Linked DNA regions of Homo sapiens: region 1 is linked to region 2. Evidence: read pairs that join two places in POLR2A ChIA-PET (ENCODE). Cell type or tissue: CD4-positive, alpha-beta T cell. All regions are shown on one strand.

Region 1 (5,000 bases), 330 kb before region 2:
GAAACTTCAGTAATGTCTAAGCCACTGTCCTTTTAAGTTTGCTGACACTTGCAGCCAAACCTAATCTTAAATGATACACTAACTGAAACTTGTTTAATCAAAAAAGCGTTTATGGAATGGGACACGTAAGAGGTGAAGCCGTGTTTAAGAACTGCTGCATGTGGCAATTTGACTAGTATCCTTAGTACTCTCTCTATTCACTTCTTGGTTACTTTATTTATTTTTGCCTCTGTTTGCTTTATCTTAGGCTATCAAAATGTGGCAGCAATACAGCTGCTGGTTGCCTCAAATTTCCATCATAAAGTTTTTTTTTTTTTTTATTTGAGATGGAGTCTCATTATGTCGCCCAGGCTGGAATGCAGTGGCTGGATCTCGGCTCACTGCAAGCTCTGCCTCCCGGGTTCACTCCATTCTCCTACCTCAGCCTCCCGAGTAGCTGGGACTACAAGCCCCCGCCACCACGCCTGGCTAATTTTTTTTTTTTGTATTTTTAGTAGAGACGGGGTTTCGCCGTGTTAGCCAGGATGCTCTCCATCTCCTGACCTCGTGATCTGCCTGCCTCGGCCTCCCAAAATGCTGGGATTATAGGGGTGAGCCACCGCGCCTGGCCTGGCTTTTTAAAGCAAGCACTTTTCTGATAATTTAACACTTGGCCTGGTCACCTATTTCCTAAATCAATCAAGGTGACTAAGGGGCAAATCCTCACAGCTGTTAGGCTTGGGTCATATGACCACTGCTGATGTGGAGGGGAGGGGACATCCTTACCCAAGCATGTAGACTAAGTGGCATTTCTCTGGCATAGAGGAGGACTGGTTGGAGAGGATTCTCGGAAGATAAATATACATCCAGTTGCATTATATACCATTTAGATTTCATAATGCTGTGGTTTAAAAACCAATATATATGTTAATTTCTTGATTTTTTTCCTGTTTTTCAGTAGTTCTTTCCTAAGAAAACAATGAATATTAAAGTCAATAATTTATAGGAGAATCAATGATAGTGAAGAGATAAAAAATAAAATTTAAGATATATAATTTGGTATTTTAAGTCTTATATGGTATAGTAAGGAAAATGCAAAATATTCTTTGCCTTTATAGGACACAGTAGTAATATCAAATGAAAGTATCTGTGGTTAAAAAAATCATAACATTTGTCTAAGTAATGATCATTTATGTTAGTTATAATGAAACATTCCTTCTTAGAGTGGTTGCAGTGTATTTATGCAAACTGTCACAACTACAGTTAAGAAACTAATAATCTTATATGATTCACTTCTGATTGTAATCTCTTACAGTAACTCTCTTTTTTCTAGTATCCTCTCCAAGGGTCCCACCCAGTGACATAGTTGTTCAGTCTTTTTTCTTTTCCTTTCTTCTTTTTTCCTGGATGGAAAAATTCTTTGGAAAGAACCCTCTGAAGTGAAATGGAATGCTTTCCTTTTTCAAAAAAGTGAAAAAAATGAAAGCCTATAATATTTATTTTTAAATTTATTTTAAATTTTTAAGTGGTGTAGCCTTTTAACAAACTATGTGTTTCCATAAACTTCTGAAAAATTTAACCTTGTATGGAAGGCAAGGCAGGAATTTTTAAAAATAAACTTTATTTTTTGGAGTTGTGGATTTGCAGGAAAATTGAGAAGATGGCAAAGAAAGTTCCTGTATACCTGATGCCCAGTTTCCCGTGTTGCTAATATCGTAGGTTGGTATGGGATCTTTGTTTCGATTAGTGAACCAATATTGATACATTAAATAAAAGTTCATATAGTAAGTCCTCATTTAAGTCACAGATAGTTCTTAGAAACCCAGAGTTTAAGTGAAACAACGTCTAAACATGCCAAATTTACTATAGACTGATTGATAGGAACAAGAGTTAAGTTCCTATGGCAAATTTCTGGTTACAGAAATATCACCCAGCTTCTAAATAAGGAACAAAACACTTCTAATATTAACCACTGAAATAAATAGGAGCTATACATACATTTCAGAAAGATTAATAAAAATCAATAAGATAATTACTCAGTTATTCCAGTTCAGGGCGGTGGCCAGAGCCCATCCTGGCAGCTTGGAGCGCAGGGCAGGAACAGCCCTGGACAGGATGCCCTCCCATTGCAGGTGACACACACGCACACTCAATCTGGGACCATGCAGACATGCCAGCTTCCCTAATGGGCACAGCTTTGGAGTGTGGGAGCTCGCTGGACTACCTGGAGAAACCCATGCAAATACGTGGGAGAACATGCAAACTCCACACAGACAGTGGCTTGGGCTGGGGATCTATTTTTTTTTTTTTTTCATTTTCGTCAATGCTGTAATCAAATGATGCTGAACAAAATGATGTTATCTGAGAACCTACTGTACTTTATTCAGATCTCCTCAGTTTTCATCTGCAGTCCCTTTTGAGTTCCAGGATCCTGTCTAGCATACCACATTAGGTTTTGTGATCACATCTGACTCCTCTTGGCTGTGACAATTGTTCAGACTTTCCTTGTGTTCGATGACCTTGGCAGTTTGAGGTGTGCTCGTCGGGTATTTTGTAGAGTGTCTCTCAGTCGAGATTCGTCTGATGCCCTCTCATGTTAAGTCTAGGGTGATGAGTTTTGGGAGGAGGACCACATAGGTAAAGTGCCGTTCTCATTACATCACATCAAGGGTACATACTGTCAAAATGACTTATCATCTCCATACTGACATTGATTACCTGGCTGAAATAGGGGTTGTCAGCTTTCTCCACTGTAAAGTTGTTCTTTTCCGTAATAAAGGATTATGGTCTTTATTACTGTTCTCTTGGAAGGAAGCCACTGTGTGGACCCCACACTTCAGAAGTAAGGAATTATACTCCACCTCCTTGGGTGTGAAGTATACACATAAATTATTTGGAATTATTCTGCTTAGGAGATTTGTCTCATCCCCCTTATCTATCTACCTACCTATCACATCATTTTTATATCAGTGTGGATTCATGGATATTTATTTTATATTGTGGATTATAATCCAGTACAACTTTATTTTGTTGCCCAATTTGTTTTAGCTTTGGCCATTGGTAACTTTTTTTTTTTTTTTGAGACTTTCTGTTTTTGAGATGGAGTTTCACTTTGTCACCCAGGCTGGAGTGCAGTGGCGTGATCTTGGCTTACCGCAACCTCTGCCTCCCGGGTTCAAGCGAATCCCTTGCCTCAGCCTCCCGAGCAGCTGGGACTACAGGCGCCCGCCACTACATCTGGCAAATTTTTTGTATTTTAGTAGAGACGGGGTTTCACCATGTTGGTCAGGATGGTCTCGATCTCCTGACCTCGTGATTCACCTGCCTTGGCCTCCCAAAGTGCTGGGATTACAGACGTGAGCCACCATGCCCAGCTTGCCATTGGTAACTCTTTTAGTTGACTTTTGTATCTCTCTGACATATCTCCCTTATTGTATGTCAAACATTTTTTTTTAATTGTACTTCTCTACTTTCTGGTACTTTCAAGATGTGCCATACTCATACCCATACACCATCTTATATATCTCCTGCCTCAGTCCTGGAATCATTCATTTCATCACAGAGCCCTCGTTCCTCTTATTGACAAATGGTATTAGAAACCAAGATCTGGGTGCGGGGTGTGTTTGTTGCCACTGGGGTGTTGCAAGGCAGGCATTTTTATTATCCCATTTTACAGATGAGGAATGGGACATCTCAAATGACAGTGCTAGTGAAGGAAGAGGGTGGGGCGGTTGTGGTCAGTGTGTGGAGTAGGGGTCTTGTTTCTGGGTAGCTTCCTTTTCATTCCTCTTCAGTGTGCAGAGTTTTTCTCTCTCACTGATACTTTTACAAGGTAGTTTATATTCCTGGGCATTGAATCATTCATCTAAGGGCAAGGTATAAGAAAGTTTGTATTAATATTCTGACTGGAGAAATTATTTATTGACCATATCATTCTTTTTGTTTTTTGCAGCTTTGCCAGCAGGCATAGAAATGAAATATTATGTATTAAAGAATATTGTATATTGTTGGTAGCAATAAGAATAGATGCAGAATTCTCTGCAAGATTGTTAGTAAAGATAGAATGCTGTAGGAGTGTTTAATGAATTGAATGCTCTCCCACTCTTCTTTCAACCCACACAGCAATTGCTGTGAGGACCTGCCTAATTTGCCAAAACTAGATCCATTGCCCAATTTTTACAATTTTAGTCTTGATTGAACACATAAATATTATGTTGAGTAGAGAAATGTATGCTTTCCTCAAGGAATTCTAAGGGAAAAACTTAAATTCAGTCACATACTGCTGTTATCCCTTTGTATTAATTAATCAATTTGTGCTTTTAAGAAATGGGAGCTTGGTAGCTTTTATGGGTTGTCGTAGTCAAGGACCAAGATATTTGTATAATCCTGATTCATTACATTTTAGCGAAATATCAAAAATCAGTCAAACCATTACAAAAGCAGAGTGTACACACACACACAGAAACATGCACGCACACATGTTAAATTCCATTTTCCCACTGGGGCCTGTTACATGTTTGTACGGAAGTTGGAATGAGTTTTATACTTGTCTTAGTTTCGTTACTCCTGTTTTAGCACAGAATGGCCTTAGATCAAGCTATTATGAATTATCTTTGTCCTCTATCCCCATAACCATATTTACTCATCAATAAACATATTCCTTTGAAGCATTTGAATGCATTAATTTTTGAGGTTTGAAACATTTAATCTGTCAAAGGATTACTGTCTTTATTTTCCTCTGACCATGAGTGGGATACTTACGCAAGCTTCAGCAGTGCTAGACCCTTATTTCATTCAGCCTTTGAAATTTACAGAATTAATGAAAACATAGTATCTCATGAAGGGAATCTGTTTAACCTCATGGAGAGATTTTTCAGTCTGTCCGATCTTATTTATCATGTGTGGAATCTTTTTGCCCTTTCTTTTTTGTATTAATATTGGAATAATCTTGTGAAAGATCCCCACTAAACTTTGCTACTTTCTTGAATCCTTATTCCTATTTCCCTAGGTTTCTTCCTACT
Region 2 (5,000 bases):
ACTCCTTTCACGATAGACTCCGATCCCTGCAACTGTGAGTCAATTATGTGGAAAACCACAGATCCACATTGATAAGAAAGCTGAAAAAAGTGGCTTGGCCATACATAACATATGTTCTTTCATTCTACTGTGGTAGATCTTGCATAAAACTGTTTGAGACACAGGTAGATAAATGTTGTTTATATTTGACCTTACCTAACAGAAAGCTTTGTTTGCCTAATTTATTAGTAAAAGGGAGAAGGTACACTGAAATCTGAAGACACGTGTGCAGAAAGAGACTTTCAGAAAAAATTCACTGGAGCAATATGAAAGTGCAAATTACAAGTAGTCTATATGTCCGTCACTTGGGAAATGGCAATGAATATTCACTGGACTCCTGCCATGTTTCATCTAATTCCATAGTTGGCAAGCTACAGCTCAAGGACAGAATACAGCCCACTGTTTTTTGGTTTGTTTATTTGTTTTGTAGAGATAGGGTCTCTCCTTCTTGCCTAGGTTGGTCTCAGATTCTTGGGCTCAAGCAGTTCTCCTGCCTCAGCTTCCCAAAGTGCTGGGATTACAGGCTTGAGCCACTGTGCCTGGCCAGCCCACTGTTTCTGTAAACAAAGTTTCATTGGAACATAACGACATTCATTTGTTTATATATAATCTATAGCTGCTTTCATGATACAGTTGCAGAATTGATTAGCTACAACATAAGACTGTGTGGCCCTCGGTGTTGAAATAAAATATTTACTATCTAGCCCTTTACAGCAAAAGTTCACTGACCCCCGATCTAAGTTAAAATGTCTTCAATTGTAAAATGCACCGTTACTTTATGTACCACTAATAAAAAAAGTTATGCCAGTAAAACTGTAATAAGCCATCAATTTTAAGAAGCATTCTGATTTTGGAGATGGTTAAAATATTTTAAAAATAGATCTTAAAATTGGTAAGTTATAAGTATATAGCACTTCAAATAAATGAATTATGGCATTTATATCGACATGGATGAATCTCAAATGTTAAATGTTGAATTAAAAAAAGGAATAAAACAATTTGCAGAATGATATAAACAGCATGATATTATTCATATGACTTAAAAAACACACAAAAAAAATGAATGTCTGTAAATGCAGATTTGTATAGGTAGACATAATTTAAAAGAATTGGAAAGAGGTAAAGAAAACTCAGGATAGAGGCTCTTCCCTGGAAGGAGGAGAAAGGACCAGGATAATGGTGGAAAACAAGGGGGGAATTGATCTTTATCAGTAATGTTCAACTTTTAAAAGAGGTGATTTACCAATAAAAACTAATTTTTAAAAGCATCAAAATGTGAACAAGCTGGAAGAAAATATGTCAAAATATTAACTGTAGTACATTTTGTAGAGTAGAAATATGAGTGACTGCTTTTTTATCATATCTCACTGTAATTTTAAAGAATGTCATGGTACTAAAAAAGATGAGTCATATTATTTCTGTCTCAATCAAAAGAGATTAAGATTTTTTTAAGTACATGTTAGTCAATTACCTGACATTATAAACTAATCCTGTTTTTCTACTGGGGCATTCAGATTAAACAATATGCAAGTTAGGGCCAAATTTCTTAGTTAAAACTTTTTTTTATAATGGTGGTACAGCTAATCTTTAAAGACAATGCACGTTATTCCTCACCACAAAGAAACTCCAACTAGAAAAGTTAAATGTCAGGTGCGTTTCACCAAACAGAAATAGCTTGTCATGATTCATGTTACTGATGTCATTTCTTTCAGCCTGACTCCCTTGTTTAGAAATGTACCTTGTGATTTTACAGGAGTTTCTATGTTGTCACATGCAGTGCAGACCCTCTTGTTACTTATTAAATGTATCATTTTGTCATTTGTCTATAGCAAGCCTTCTTAAAATATTCTCTATCAGGATATTCAGAAATTCAAAACTGTGAGATGGTAATTTACCCCTACCAGATTGTTTCTTCTGATAATGAGGAAATACTCACCTACCACTGCTTTCATTTACTTTCAGTTTTTGTTATTGTTGTTTGAAGCATGTCTTTCTCTCCCTTGGAGTGTTTTGCCGGAAATAACTCATGCTGCCTGCCTTTCAGGTTTCGAAAAGTGAGATCTGCCCAAGATAGTGGTAGCAAGAACTGTGGTCATGGTGGCCTTGAGTCTGTGAAGCTGTAGTGTCTGAGACAATGTTCCCATGCCACCAGAACCAAAATGGGGCGGTGTGCATCTCACCGTGTAACTCCACTTTTTCTTTTTCCAGTTCAATTTCACCATTTAGTATTGAGAGCACAAGACGCCAGAGACGGTCTGAATCCCCAGACTCCAGAAAACGGCGTATCCACAGATGTGATTTTGAGGGATGCAACAAAGTGTACACAAAAAGTTCTCACCTGAAGGCTCACCGGAGGACACATACAGGTACCGCTCTGCAGGGCTTCTCACCTGTGAGCCAGTGAGAGTCCATAAAGCGCCGGCCACTTACCTCGGGAGCCTTTCGTACTCATTCATCCTGTGTACCTCTCAAGTCCAGTTCCCTCCTTCTAGGCGGAATGTATTCTCTCTCTCTTGAGAAAGAGAGAAACTTGAGAAACCAGTGAAGTATTTGAGCTTTTAAAATGTTGGGAACATAGTGATCTAGTAGTCTTTCTCACAGTCAGCATCACCACTTAATCATTATATAGGCTATCAGTTTTAAAAAATGTCCACGTGGCACATCAAAGAAGAAGCTGAACACAATTATTCTCTCTCTTAAAGTTAGTATTTTATCCATTCCTTTAGATTATGCTTTTTGCTCTCCTCAAAACTCTCTCCCAAATAGCAAATAGGTAAACAACTGAAAAATAAAAAATGACAGATACGTAGCATTGTGGGAAGTTTTTACAAACATTCAGGCATAACTCCAGTTGATTCACACTGGTATTTTTTTTATATAGGGAGAGGAGTTTTAGTATTGACAGTTTACAGAAAAGGAAATTGATACCACAATTGACTCACTGCCTTTGCCACTGTTCCCCCATCCATCTAGGAAATGAACTGGTGACTCTGCACTTAGCCCCTGCCCACCCCATCCTCTGCCTTCTGTGTCCCTCAGCTGGCATCCTCTGGCTTCCTGAGCTTCCAGTTCCTCCAGGATGCCTCCAGTGCAAGGCCCTGGCAAGAGACTGAAGATAGGAAGAGGGCCCCACAGTTCCACCACTTCTTCTAAGAAGAGTGGTGACTGGACTGCGTGAAGCCCAAAGAAGCCGATAGAGCAGGGAAATTCATTCACACATTCCCGGTAAAACATGGCTCACAGCAAGCAAGTCCAGTCCAGCGTCTTTCCTTGACAGCATCTGCCACTGACTGGAAGCTTCACATGTAACAGATTCCCATCTCAGACATGTGAAAAGAACTGTACTCTGTAAACTGCCTCCCAGCTTAGGTATCAAAATAATTGAAATTAGCATCATTTTCCATTTAGCCCATGTTCTCTCTCTGCTCCCTGTTCTTTTCCCTTTCCTACTTAATTAGAGACAGGGTCTCACTATGTTGGCCAGGCTGGTCTTGAACTCCTGGGCTCAAGTGGTCCTTCCACCTTGGCCTTTCAGAGTTCTGGGATTACAGGTGTGAGCCACTGCACCCAGCCTCTCTTTTCTACTTATTCTAGATTCTTCCTTTTCTACGATTCTGAGCTTCCCAAAGAGAGGTTTTTATCTGTTTCTTAGGCTCTATTTTTAAGTCAGTTCCTTTATCATTAAGGCAAAGAATGAGTGTGAAGACATGGAAATTGAGTAAGTATATTCCATCCTACCAGTAGATAGTGAACACAGATCATGGCAGGAAGTATGATTAGACCATATTACTGACTTTATAGGAGCATTTCTGTTTTTAAAAAAATGACTTTCTACAATGAATCATCACATATTTTGAGTTATTCCTATTCTCTTTGAGTTTTCTGGAATACATATTAGCCTCATTTTCACACAGACACCTCCACTCCTCTTACCCAAGTGATGAACAGTGAAAGAGAGGAAAATTTTTAATCAGGTACTATTAAAGGATTTAACTCCATGGCAGTATAGGATTGCATCTTACAGATTCTAACATACACCATGAGAGCAGAGGAGACATCATTTATGCATTGTAATTCAAAACAATCTGAACCTTGAATGCTATGCTGAAGCAGAATTGATTAGCTTGGCTATTAATACAATGAAATCACAGACTCTAAGGGTCAGAATGGACTTTATATGTTACAGTCTAGTGTTTCCTAATTCGGGGAACCCCTTGCGTGTCATATTTCGCAGAGAGCAAGTCACTGCTGTGCAGTTTTCTGCATACTTATGTGTATTTTAAAAAATTTGTTATTAACAACCAGATGGTTGTAGCTGTTATTATCTCTTTGGCACTTCTGGCTGACTATTGTTCCCACATTAGTAGTTTAACCAACTCTCCTTAAATGCTCTGAGTGGCCGCATATTCTTCTGCAACACAATCTGAAGACAGAGTTCTCCTCTCTTACAATGTCCAGTAGCCTCTTACGGTGCTGTTTAGGTCTTGGAACCTTCTGGTTGAACAGAATGGCTCTAATGATAATGCTATAATTTTCACTCACTGGCCCCGGTGTTCCTCTCAACACTGTCATGAACCAACTAACATCTTAATTCTCCAAATCAAACACCTCCAGTTTTCTCAGCCGTGTCTTTGTAGATACACTCCAACTGATCACTGTGTCTTTTTAAGTTTTCATACCACAAATTGAGGGAACATATCCTGTGAATGGACTTCTCTTAATACAGGCGTACCTCAAAGATCCTGTGGGTTCAGTTCCCGACATCCCAATAAAGTAAATATCACAAGAAAGGAAGTCACACAATTTTTTTGTTTCCCTATTACATTTAAAAGTTGTGTTTACACTATACTCAAGTGTGCAATAGCATTGTCTAAAAAAAGTACATAATTAAAAAGCACTTCATTGCTCACAAGTACTAACAGTCATCTGAGCCTTTAGAGTCGTAATCTTTTGACTAGTGG

What was found. Peaks named below come from ENCODE experiments on the same cell type or tissue, not always from the same donor. Only the 100,000 strongest peaks of a DNase experiment are listed, where the experiment ranks them.
Region 1: POLR2A ChIA-PET joins it to region 2 with 6 read pairs; 2 of 35 experiments call an interaction of 5 or more read pairs at or near these places.

Annotation. Positions count from the first base shown.
Region 1 is chr13:74,042,920-74,047,919 of GRCh38, reverse strand. The region is part of intron 1 of KLF12 (KLF transcription factor 12); the gene reads left to right. Among named protein-coding and RNA genes, the nearest start is that of KLF12, 89 kb to the left of the region's middle. In CD4-positive, alpha-beta T cell, no CTCF peak of the experiment used is centred here; no DNase peak of the experiment used is centred here.
Region 2 is chr13:73,712,773-73,717,772 of GRCh38, reverse strand. KLF12 (KLF transcription factor 12) reads left to right here. Exons shown (of 8, transcript NM_001400136.1): 7 at 2,248-2,405. Among named protein-coding and RNA genes, the nearest start is that of LINC00393, 53 kb to the right of the region's middle. RefSeq lists an enhancer at 1,645-2,844. In CD4-positive, alpha-beta T cell, no CTCF peak of the experiment used is centred here; DNase peaks (open chromatin) are centred at 32, 1,722 and 2,092; H3K4me3 peaks cover 1,199 bases; H3K27ac peaks cover 4,138 bases.